2 separate regions of the Homo sapiens genome follow, and region 2 is linked to region 1. A link is an interaction called in ENCODE POLR2A ChIA-PET data of the cell type or tissue named here. Cell type or tissue: PC-3. All regions are shown on one strand. Each heading gives the region's core, and the rest is flanking DNA. Links, peaks and the distances in the headings are about the cores only. Region 1 overlaps HIP1 (huntingtin interacting protein 1). Region 2 overlaps HIP1 (huntingtin interacting protein 1).

What was found. ChIA-PET counts read pairs that join two places held together with the same protein. Peaks named below come from ENCODE experiments on the same cell type or tissue, not always from the same donor. Only the 100,000 strongest peaks of a DNase experiment are listed, where the experiment ranks them.
Region 2: POLR2A ChIA-PET joins it to region 1 with 6 read pairs; 4 of 35 experiments call an interaction of 5 or more read pairs at or near these places.

Annotation. Positions count from the first base shown.
Region 1 is chr7:75,562,961-75,567,347 of GRCh38, reverse strand. It overlaps HIP1 (huntingtin interacting protein 1), which reads left to right. Exons shown (of 31, transcript NM_005338.7): 10 at 4,085-4,160; 11 at 4,273-4,387. Among named protein-coding and RNA genes, the nearest start is that of SPDYE5, 73 kb to the right of the region's middle. In PC-3, for the core only: no CTCF peak of the experiment used is centred there; a DNase peak (open chromatin) is centred at 1,987; H3K4me3 peaks cover 362 bases; H3K27ac peaks cover 1,207 bases.
Region 2 is chr7:75,725,813-75,730,199 of GRCh38, reverse strand. The region is part of intron 1 of HIP1 (huntingtin interacting protein 1); the gene reads left to right. Among named protein-coding and RNA genes, the nearest start is that of HIP1, 11 kb to the left of the region's middle. RefSeq lists an enhancer at 1-453. In PC-3, for the core only: no CTCF peak of the experiment used is centred there; a DNase peak (open chromatin) is centred at 1,719; H3K4me3 peaks cover 779 bases; H3K27ac peaks cover 1,368 bases.

The DNA.
Region 1 (4,387 bases), core at 290-4,289:
TTCTCTTTTCTGTCTCCCTAAGTTCTGGTCTTATAGCATTTATAGACTGATAACCCCTAAATATGCATCTCTAGCCAGACCTTACTTCTGAATGCCAGCCTCTTGTCCCCAATTTGACATCTGTATAGCATACTTAAATCTCAAACTGTACTTTAGGTTTTCTCAAAAAAAAAAAACAAAAAAAAACCTTTCTCTCTCCATTCTGTTTTTGTTTGTTTGTTTTTGTTTTTGTTTTTGAGACAGAGTCTCGCTCTGTCACCCAGGCTTGAGTGCGGTGGTGTGATCTTGGCTTACTGCAACCTCAGCCTCCCCATCTCCAGTGATTCTCCTGCCTCAGCCTCTTCAGTAGCTAGGATTACAGGCGCCCACCACCATGCCCGACTAATTTTTGTATTTTTAGTAGAGACAGGATTTCACCATGTTGGCCGGGCTGGTCTGGAACTCCTGACCTCAAGTGATCTGCCTCCCAAAGTGATGGGATTACCGGCGCGAGTCACTGTGCCCAGCCCCTCCCCATTCTTTTCTATCTCAACAAATACTGCCATCATCCATTTAGGCCAGAGATCTGGAAGTCACCATTTTCCTCATCCCCCATGTCCAATCCACTAGCAGGTTTGGTTGATACCCTACAAATATGACCTGCTTCTGAGGTGGGATGGGAGACTGGACTCTGGAGGCAGGGCTTGGGCATCGGACCAAATTAAGGACAAGTAAAACAGGGAAAGGGCGGAAGCACCTCTGCATAAGACACACCTACCAGTGTGCAGTGACAGTTTACCATTGCTATGGCAACATCCGGAAGTTAGCGCCCCTTTCCATGGCAATAACCTGACAATCTGGAATTTACCACTTTTTTTCTAGAAATTTCTGCATAATCTGCCCCTTAATTTACATATAATTAAAAGTGGGTATAAATGTAACAGCTGCTATTCTGGGCTCACTGCGTATGGAGTAGCCCTGCGCTGCAAGGAACAGGACCTCCGCTGCTGGCTGTGCACTGCCGCCTCAATAAAAGTTGCTAACACCAGCCGGGTGCAGTGGCTCATGCCTGTAATCCCAGCACTTTGGGAGGCCGAGGTGGGCAGATCACTTGAGGTCAGGAGTTCAAGACCAGCCTGGCCAACATGGTGAAACCCCGTCTCTACTAAAAAATTAGCAGGGCATGGTGGTGCACACCTGTAATCCCAGCTACTCGGGAGGCTGAGGCAGAAGAATCGCTTGAACCCAGGAGGTGGAGGTTGCAGTGAGCCAAGATCACATCACTGCACTCAGGCCTGGGCGTCAGAATGAGATTCCATCTCAAAACAAAAACAAAAACAAAAGATCTTTACTTAGGCTGGGTGCAGTGGCTCACACCTGTAATCCCAGCACTTTGGGAGGCCGAAGCAAGTGGATCGCTTGAGGTCAGGAGTTTGAGAGCAGCCTGGCTAACATGATGAAACCCTGTCTCTACTGTAAATACAAAAATTAGCCCTGTAATCCCAGCTACTCAGGAGGCTGAGGCAGGAGAATTGCTTGAACTCAGGTGGCAGAGGTTGCAATGAGCTGAGATCATGCCACTGCACTACAGCTTGGGCAACAGAGCAAGACTCCATCCAAAAAAAAAAAAAGGAAAGGAGGGGAGGGGAGGCGAAACCAGGCAAAAGGGAAGGATAATAGAGTGAGAGTTGGGAGGACAGAGGGGGCTGAGAAGGGCCTCCTGACTTAGCTGTGTAAAAGTGCACTCTCTTGTTTTTCCTGTTAATTTCCTCACCCTTGACCATAACTCCCAAATGCCAAGTTTCAGCTTCTCTGCCTGGTTCCCCAGGAGCAAGCGAAGGACAAGTGTGTGGTTGTACCCACCTCCTGGTACCCCTGTTCCATTTGAGAAGCCGAGTACATATTCTGTGATAAATGGCTTCTTTAGTCCAAGGAGACAGGCCCTGAGGCTGATTTCCTGGAATGTCAAATTCCGGTAGCTTGTGAAAGCAGTTGAGCCTGTTACTGTTGGCTCCAAACCAGCAAGATGGGGATGTGTGGTCAGGTGATTTCATTTCCTTTCATTTGCTTCTAGCTTAGAAAAACATCTCCCCTGAGTAGCCACTTTGCTGTTCCACACAGACACGGCTGCTGTCTGAGACCTCACTGTCCTTGAATTCAGGGGAAGCAGCAGTGATGTCACAGAGACAGAGACAGGCCTAAGTCTTGGGATCTGACAGGCTGTAACGAGACCCTGGGGGTTTCGTTTATTGGACTAAGCTGGAGAAAGTTCATTGTTGCAGGCCAAAGGATTTAAGGCCCATGTACCCCTTTCATCTCAGAATAGATGTAGTTAACTCCAGCTACTCAGGAGGCTGAGGTGGGAGGATCGCTTGAGCCCAGGAGGTTGAGATTGCAGCAAGCCTTGATCGTTCCACTGCACTTCAGCCTGGGTGACACAGCAAGACCTTGTCTCTAAAAAAATTAAAACAGGCCAAGCATGGTGGCTCTCACCTATAATCCCAGCACTTTGGAAGGCCAAGGTGGGTAGATGGCTTGAGCCCAGGAGTTTGAGACCAGCCTGGACAACATAGAGAGACCCCATCTTTATCAAAAACACACAAAAAATTAGCCAGGTGTGGTGGCACACACCTGTACTCCCAGCTACTTGGAGGCTGAGGTGAGAGGATCCCTTGGGCCCAGGGAGGTCAAGGCTGCAGTGAGCTATGATTTTGCCACTATACTCCAGCCTGGGCGACAGACTAAGACCCAATCTCAAAAAAATATTTACAAATAGGCAGGGCACATTGGCTCACGCCTATAACCCCAACATTTTGGGAGGCCGAGACGGGCGGATCACCTGAGGTCGGGAGTTCGAAACCAGCCTGACCAACATGGAGAAACCCCATCTCTACTAAAGATACAAAATTACCCAGGCATGATGGCACATGCTTGTAATCCCAGCAACTCAGCAGGCTGAGGCAGGAGAATCCCTTGAACCTGGAAGGTGGAGCTTGCAGTGAGCCGAGATCGCGCCATTGCACTCCAGCCTGGGCAATAAGAGCGACACTCCATCTCAAAAAATAAACAAACAAAATAAAAATGAAGAATATATAAGTCTGGATTCTCTTAGGTTTCTTGGTCTTCAGTGTTTAGATTCAAAATAGAGATTTGAGAATGAGAAAAAGATGTTGATTTTGCCAGATGTGGTGGCTCATGCCTGTAATCCCAGCACTTTGGGAGGCCAAGGCAGTAGGATTGCTTGAAGCCAGGAGTTTGAGACCAGCCTGGGCAACACAGCAAGAGCCTGTTTCTACCAAAAAATTAAAAATTAGCCAGGCATGGTGGTGCATCCCTGTAATTCTAGCTACTCAGGAGGCTGAGGCAGAAGACTGCTTGAGCCCAGGAATTCAAGGCTGCAATGAGCTCTGATTGCACCACTGCACTCTAGCCTGGGTGACAGAGCAAGACCCTGCCTCTACAAAAAGAGAGAGAGAGAGAAAAAAAATATTGGTTTCTTCATGTGCATATCCACCCAAGATTAGGACATAGTACCAAACGATTGTAATTCTCCAAGTGTTTATTGAACGGCTGCCCTGTCCCTGGCATTATGGGAAACAGCTCAGCGGAGCTCAGTCCCCACTTCCCAGGAACTTATAGTCTTAATTGTGGAGAGAACAAATAGTCCAAAAACAAAGAGAAGTAATGAAAGAAGAGAGCTACCTTTGTAGTAAAATTCCCTTCCCTTTTCCTATGGTTAGATGGCTTATCCTCAGAGAAAGTCAATTTCTTTTAATGTTACTCTAAACCAAACACTCCTCGGAAGTTAAATCTGCAAAATAACAACATGTGTTCTACAGCAATGAAGAAATTAGCTTTTTGATTATCTACTCTTCCAAAGGATTTGTAGCATGAATTACTCTTTCCTCACCAGCAGGTCACTGAGGACCAGCTTTAAATAATCCTCTGCAGCATCATAATTGAATCCCAGCACCATGGAGTTTATCTCCTTGACAGCCTGTGCCTTTGGGCTGGGGAGGGGGCAGGAAAGCCAGGTGGCTGCTCTGTCCCCTACATGGGGCTGATGAAGACACCCAGCACCCCTCAGGTCCTTCTCCACCCCTAGGTTGAAAGATCTGTTCTACCGCTCCAGCAACCTGCAGTACTTCAAGCGGCTCATTCAGATCCCCCAGCTGCCTGAGGTAAGCATGCCCAACCACACACCCTCGGCACTGCAGAGGCCCCAGGTACTCTCTTAAGGGCCGGCGGGGCCTGGCAAGCAAGCACTATTTGAGGATGTGTCTCCGTCTTCAGAACCCACCCAACTTCCTGCGAGCCTCAGCCCTGTCAGAACATATCAGCCCTGTGGTGGTGATCCCTGCAGAGGCCTCATCCCCCGACAGCGAGCCAGTCCTAGAGAAGGATGACC
Region 2 (4,387 bases), core at 212-4,211, 160 kb before region 1:
TCTTTTACCTCCTGTCCACTTCCTTTGCCCTCACCTCTGTCTGATGGTTTCTGTTCTCACTTCTGTGGCACTGACTCCCCACATCTCCCTCCTGACTTCCCAGCCTGAGTGACCACTTCCCACTGGACAACTGTACCCCCTCGGGCGGCCCCATGGCAGGACAATGGTCCCCACCTTCTCTCTGGTGTCAGTTCTGAGCCCTCCCTCCTTCCTGCCCTCACAGCCGCATTCTGTTGAGTGCCTCTGTGAGACTTGTCTCACCCATTCATCCTGTGAATCTTGCATTTCCTGCTCTTATTACATCTTGCCTGGATTTTTGTCATCTCATCCTGCCTGCCCTCTAAATCACCTGTTCTGGACAGTGTCCCTCAAATCCAACACTGTGATTTTTGTTTGTTTGTTTGTTTTGTTTTGAGACAGAGTATCGTTCTTGTCAACCAGACTGGAGTGCAGTAGCGCGATCTCGGCTCACTGCAACCTCTGCCTCCTGGGTTCAAGCTATTCTCCTGCCTCAGCCTCCTGAGTAGCTGGGATTACAGGCGCCTGCCACCATGCCCAGCTCATTTTTGTACTTTTAGAAGAGACTAGGTTTTGCCATGTTAGCCAGGCTGGTCTCGAACTCCTGACCTCAGGTGATCTGCCCACCTCAGCCTCCCAAAGTACTGGGAATACAGGCGTGAGCCATTGCGCCCGGCCGCTTTTTTGTTTTTTAAGAGATAGAGTCTTGCTGTGTTGCCCAGGCTGGAATGCAGTGATGCGATCATAGCTCACTGCAGCCTCGAATTCCTGGGCTCAAGTGATTCTCCCACCTCAGCCTCCTGAGCAGCTGGGACTACAGGTATGTGCTGCCACACCCAGCTAATTAATTTTTTTTTTTTTTTTTTTTTTTTTTTTGCAGAGACAAGATCTCACTACGTTGCCCAGGCTTGTCTCAAACTCCTGGCCTGAAGCGATCCTCTCGCCTCAGCCTCCCAAATTGTTGGGATTATTGAGTCACTGCACCTGGCCCAACAATGCTTCTTCTTTTTTTTTTTTTCCTGTTCTAGTTTCTTATTTTTATTCACTTGTTAGAATTTTGGTTTTTTTTTTTCTTCTGTTTCCTCTACACTTTTTTTCCTCAACTTTTAAGTTCAGATGGTACATGCGCAGGCTTGTTACATGGGTAAACTGCATGTCACTGAGTTTTGGGGTATGAATGATCCTGTCACCTAGGTAGTGAGCATAGTACCCCATAGGTAGTTTTTCACCCCACTTCCCCCCACCATACTCCCCCTTCACTGACAACTACTTTTATAACTGCCCTTTTTCAAAAACTTTTGCTGCCTTCTCTGAGACCCTGCCTGATATGGCACCATCAGGGTCCCTCGTCCCTGGTCCCTGGTCCCTGTCCTTTTTTTTTTTTTTTTTTTTTTGAGACAGAGTCTCGCTGTGTCTCCCAGGCTGGAGTGCAGAGACCCCATCTCTGAAAAAGAAGATTAAAAAAAATAAAAATAAAGGGTTGGTGCTGCACGTTAAGAAGGATGGGGCGTGTCCCTATGGCCCAGGAGATCAGATTCCCTGCCCCACTTGGGCACTGAAAGGGTTCCCCCTCTGGCACTTCTGCAAGGCACTGATGAAGACTGTTTTCTGCTCCCCATTCATTGGCCCACTTATTCCACTGCCTCAAGGCGAGGTGTGGCGGAGACCTGGGTGTGGCAGCGGGCACAGCCTTGTGCAGTGGGCTGGCAGCCAGCTCTCCTCCTGCATCAAGGAGGGTTGATGACCTGGAGAGATGCCCACCTGGGAAAGAGAACTTGTCAGCCCCACCTCCCGGCAGGGTGGTGGCTGTTTCCTGTTTTCCTGCCTGGGCAGCCAGGGAGGAGCTCTGTTCCCAGTGTGTGGGCAGGACTTGTGAGGGGAGAGGGACCGTGATTTAAGGTGTCTGCTGGCTCAGAGGAAGAGAGAATGGCATCTTTTCTTGGATCAGAAAGGTTGCTGCTGCTGCCTCTGCTAATACTGCCACAAGACAGCTCAGGAAGCCAGTGTGGCCTATGGCTTGTGTTTAACACAAGTAACACTATCGTTTAAAGGCATGTTGACACATTACTCCTTTGAAGCCACAGAGCAAGCATGCAGTAGATGGTTGTGGTCAGTTTTCAAATACAGACACTGAGGCTCAGAGAGATTAAAAGACTTGTTTGAGAGCACTCAGGAAGTGGCAGAACTGAGGTTTGAACCTGGCTTGTCTGGCCCCAAATTTTATACTTTCTTTCTGTATCTCCCTTTAAAGCGGAAGCCGGGTCAGTGGCTTAGATATGTGTGACTTAGAAAAGGTACAGACATTTATTTTGCTAAGTTTTTTTTTTTTTTTTTTTGAGATGGAGTCTCGCTTTGTCACCTAGGCTGGAATCCAGTGGTGTAATCTCAGCTCACTGCAACCTCCTGCTCCTGGATTCAAGCAATTCTCCTGTCTCAGCCTCCTGAATAGCTGGGACTACAGGCACATGCCACCATGCCCGGATAATTTTTCTATTTTTAGTAGAGACGGGGTTTCACCATGTTGCCCAGGCTAGTCTCGAACTCCTGACCTCAGGTGATCCACCCGCCTGGGCTTCCCAAAGTGCTGGTATTATAGGCGTGAGCCACTGCGCCCAGCCTTATTTTTCTAAGTCTTTTCTGGTTGACTTATTTGGACACTGAAAATTCCTCCCAGAAGAAAATATTTGCAACACACATAATTATCAAAGGGCCTATATCCAGAATATGTAAAAAATTTAAGAGAAACAAACAAAAAACTTTAAAAAAAAAAAAAGAAAGAAAGAAAAGGCCAGGCACTGTGGCCCATGCCTGTAATCCTAGCACTTTGGGAGGCTGAGGTGGGCGGATCCCTTGAGCCCAGAAGTTCGAGACCAGCCTAAGCAACATGGTGAAAACCCGCCTGTACAAAAAATACAAAAACTTAGGTGTACATCTATAGTCCCAGCTACTCGGCCTAGGAGACTGATGCCAGGGACCTGGGGAGGTCAAGGCTGCAGTGAGCCATGATCACACCACTACACTCCAGCCTGGGTGACACAGTGAGACCTGTGTCTCAAAAACAAACAAAAAGACAAACTTAATTTAAAAAAAAATAAGCAGGAGATACTTAATGAAAGGGGATAAACAAATGGCCAATAAACTTATGAAATGGTGTGCAGCTTCATTAGCAATCAGGAAAATGCAAATTAACATTTAATAAGGTACTGGCCAGGCACAATGGCTCACACCTGTAATCTCAGCACTTTGGGAGGCTGAGTTGGGCAGATCACCCGAAGTCAGGAGTTCGAGACCAGCCTGGCCAACATGGTGAAACCCCATCTCTACTAAAAATATGAAAATTAGGCAGGCATGGTGGGGCGTGCCTGTAATCCCAGCTATTTGGGAGGCGGAGGTTGCAGTGAACCGAGATGGAGATCGTACACTGCACTCCAGCCTGGTGGACAGAGCGAGACTCTGTCTACCAAAAAAAAAAAAAAAAGAAAAACATTTAATGAGATACCTCTACATGCCCATCAGGATGGCTGAAATTAAAAATATTAAAAAAAGAAAACTTGACAGTGCCAAGCATTGGCAAGGACGTGGGGTGATAAAAATGCCCGGCCAGGCATGGTGGCTCATGCCTGTAATCCCAGCACTTTTTGGAGGCCAAGGTGAGCGGATCGCGAGGTCAAGAGTTCGAGATCAGCCTGGCTAACAAGGTGAAACCTTGTCTCTATTAAGAATACAAAAAATTAGCCAGGTGTGGTGGCATGTGCCTGTAGTCCCAGCTACTCTGGAATCTGAGGCAGGAGAATCGCTTGAACCCGGGAGGCAGAGGTTACAGTGAGCCAAGACCGAACCATTGCACTCCAGTCTGGGAGACAGAGCGAGACTCCGTCTCAAAGAAAAAAAAAAAAATGCCCAGGCACTGCAGGTGGGACTGTAAACTGGGGCAACCACATTGGATAATGTCTAGTGTTATGCTAAAACTAAAGACAGGCATCCTCAGTAATTTAGCCATACCACTGCTAGTTATATATCCAACAGAAATGCAAGCACAGCTGGGCGCGGTGGCTCACGCCTGCAATCCTAGCAGTTTGTGATAACAAGGCAGGCAGATCATTTGAGGTCAGGAGTTCCAGACCAGCCTGGTCAACATGGTAAAACCGCGTCTCAGCTAAACTACAAACAAACAAACGAACAAACAAACAAACAAAAACTGGGCATGGTGGTACATGCCTGTAATCCCAGCTACAGGGAGGCTGAGGCAGGAGAATTGCTTGAATCCGGGAGATGGAGACGCAGTGAGCCGAGATTGTGCCACTGCACTCCAGCCTGGGCAACAGAGTGAGACTCAGTCTCAAAAAAAAAAAAAAAATGCATAGCACAT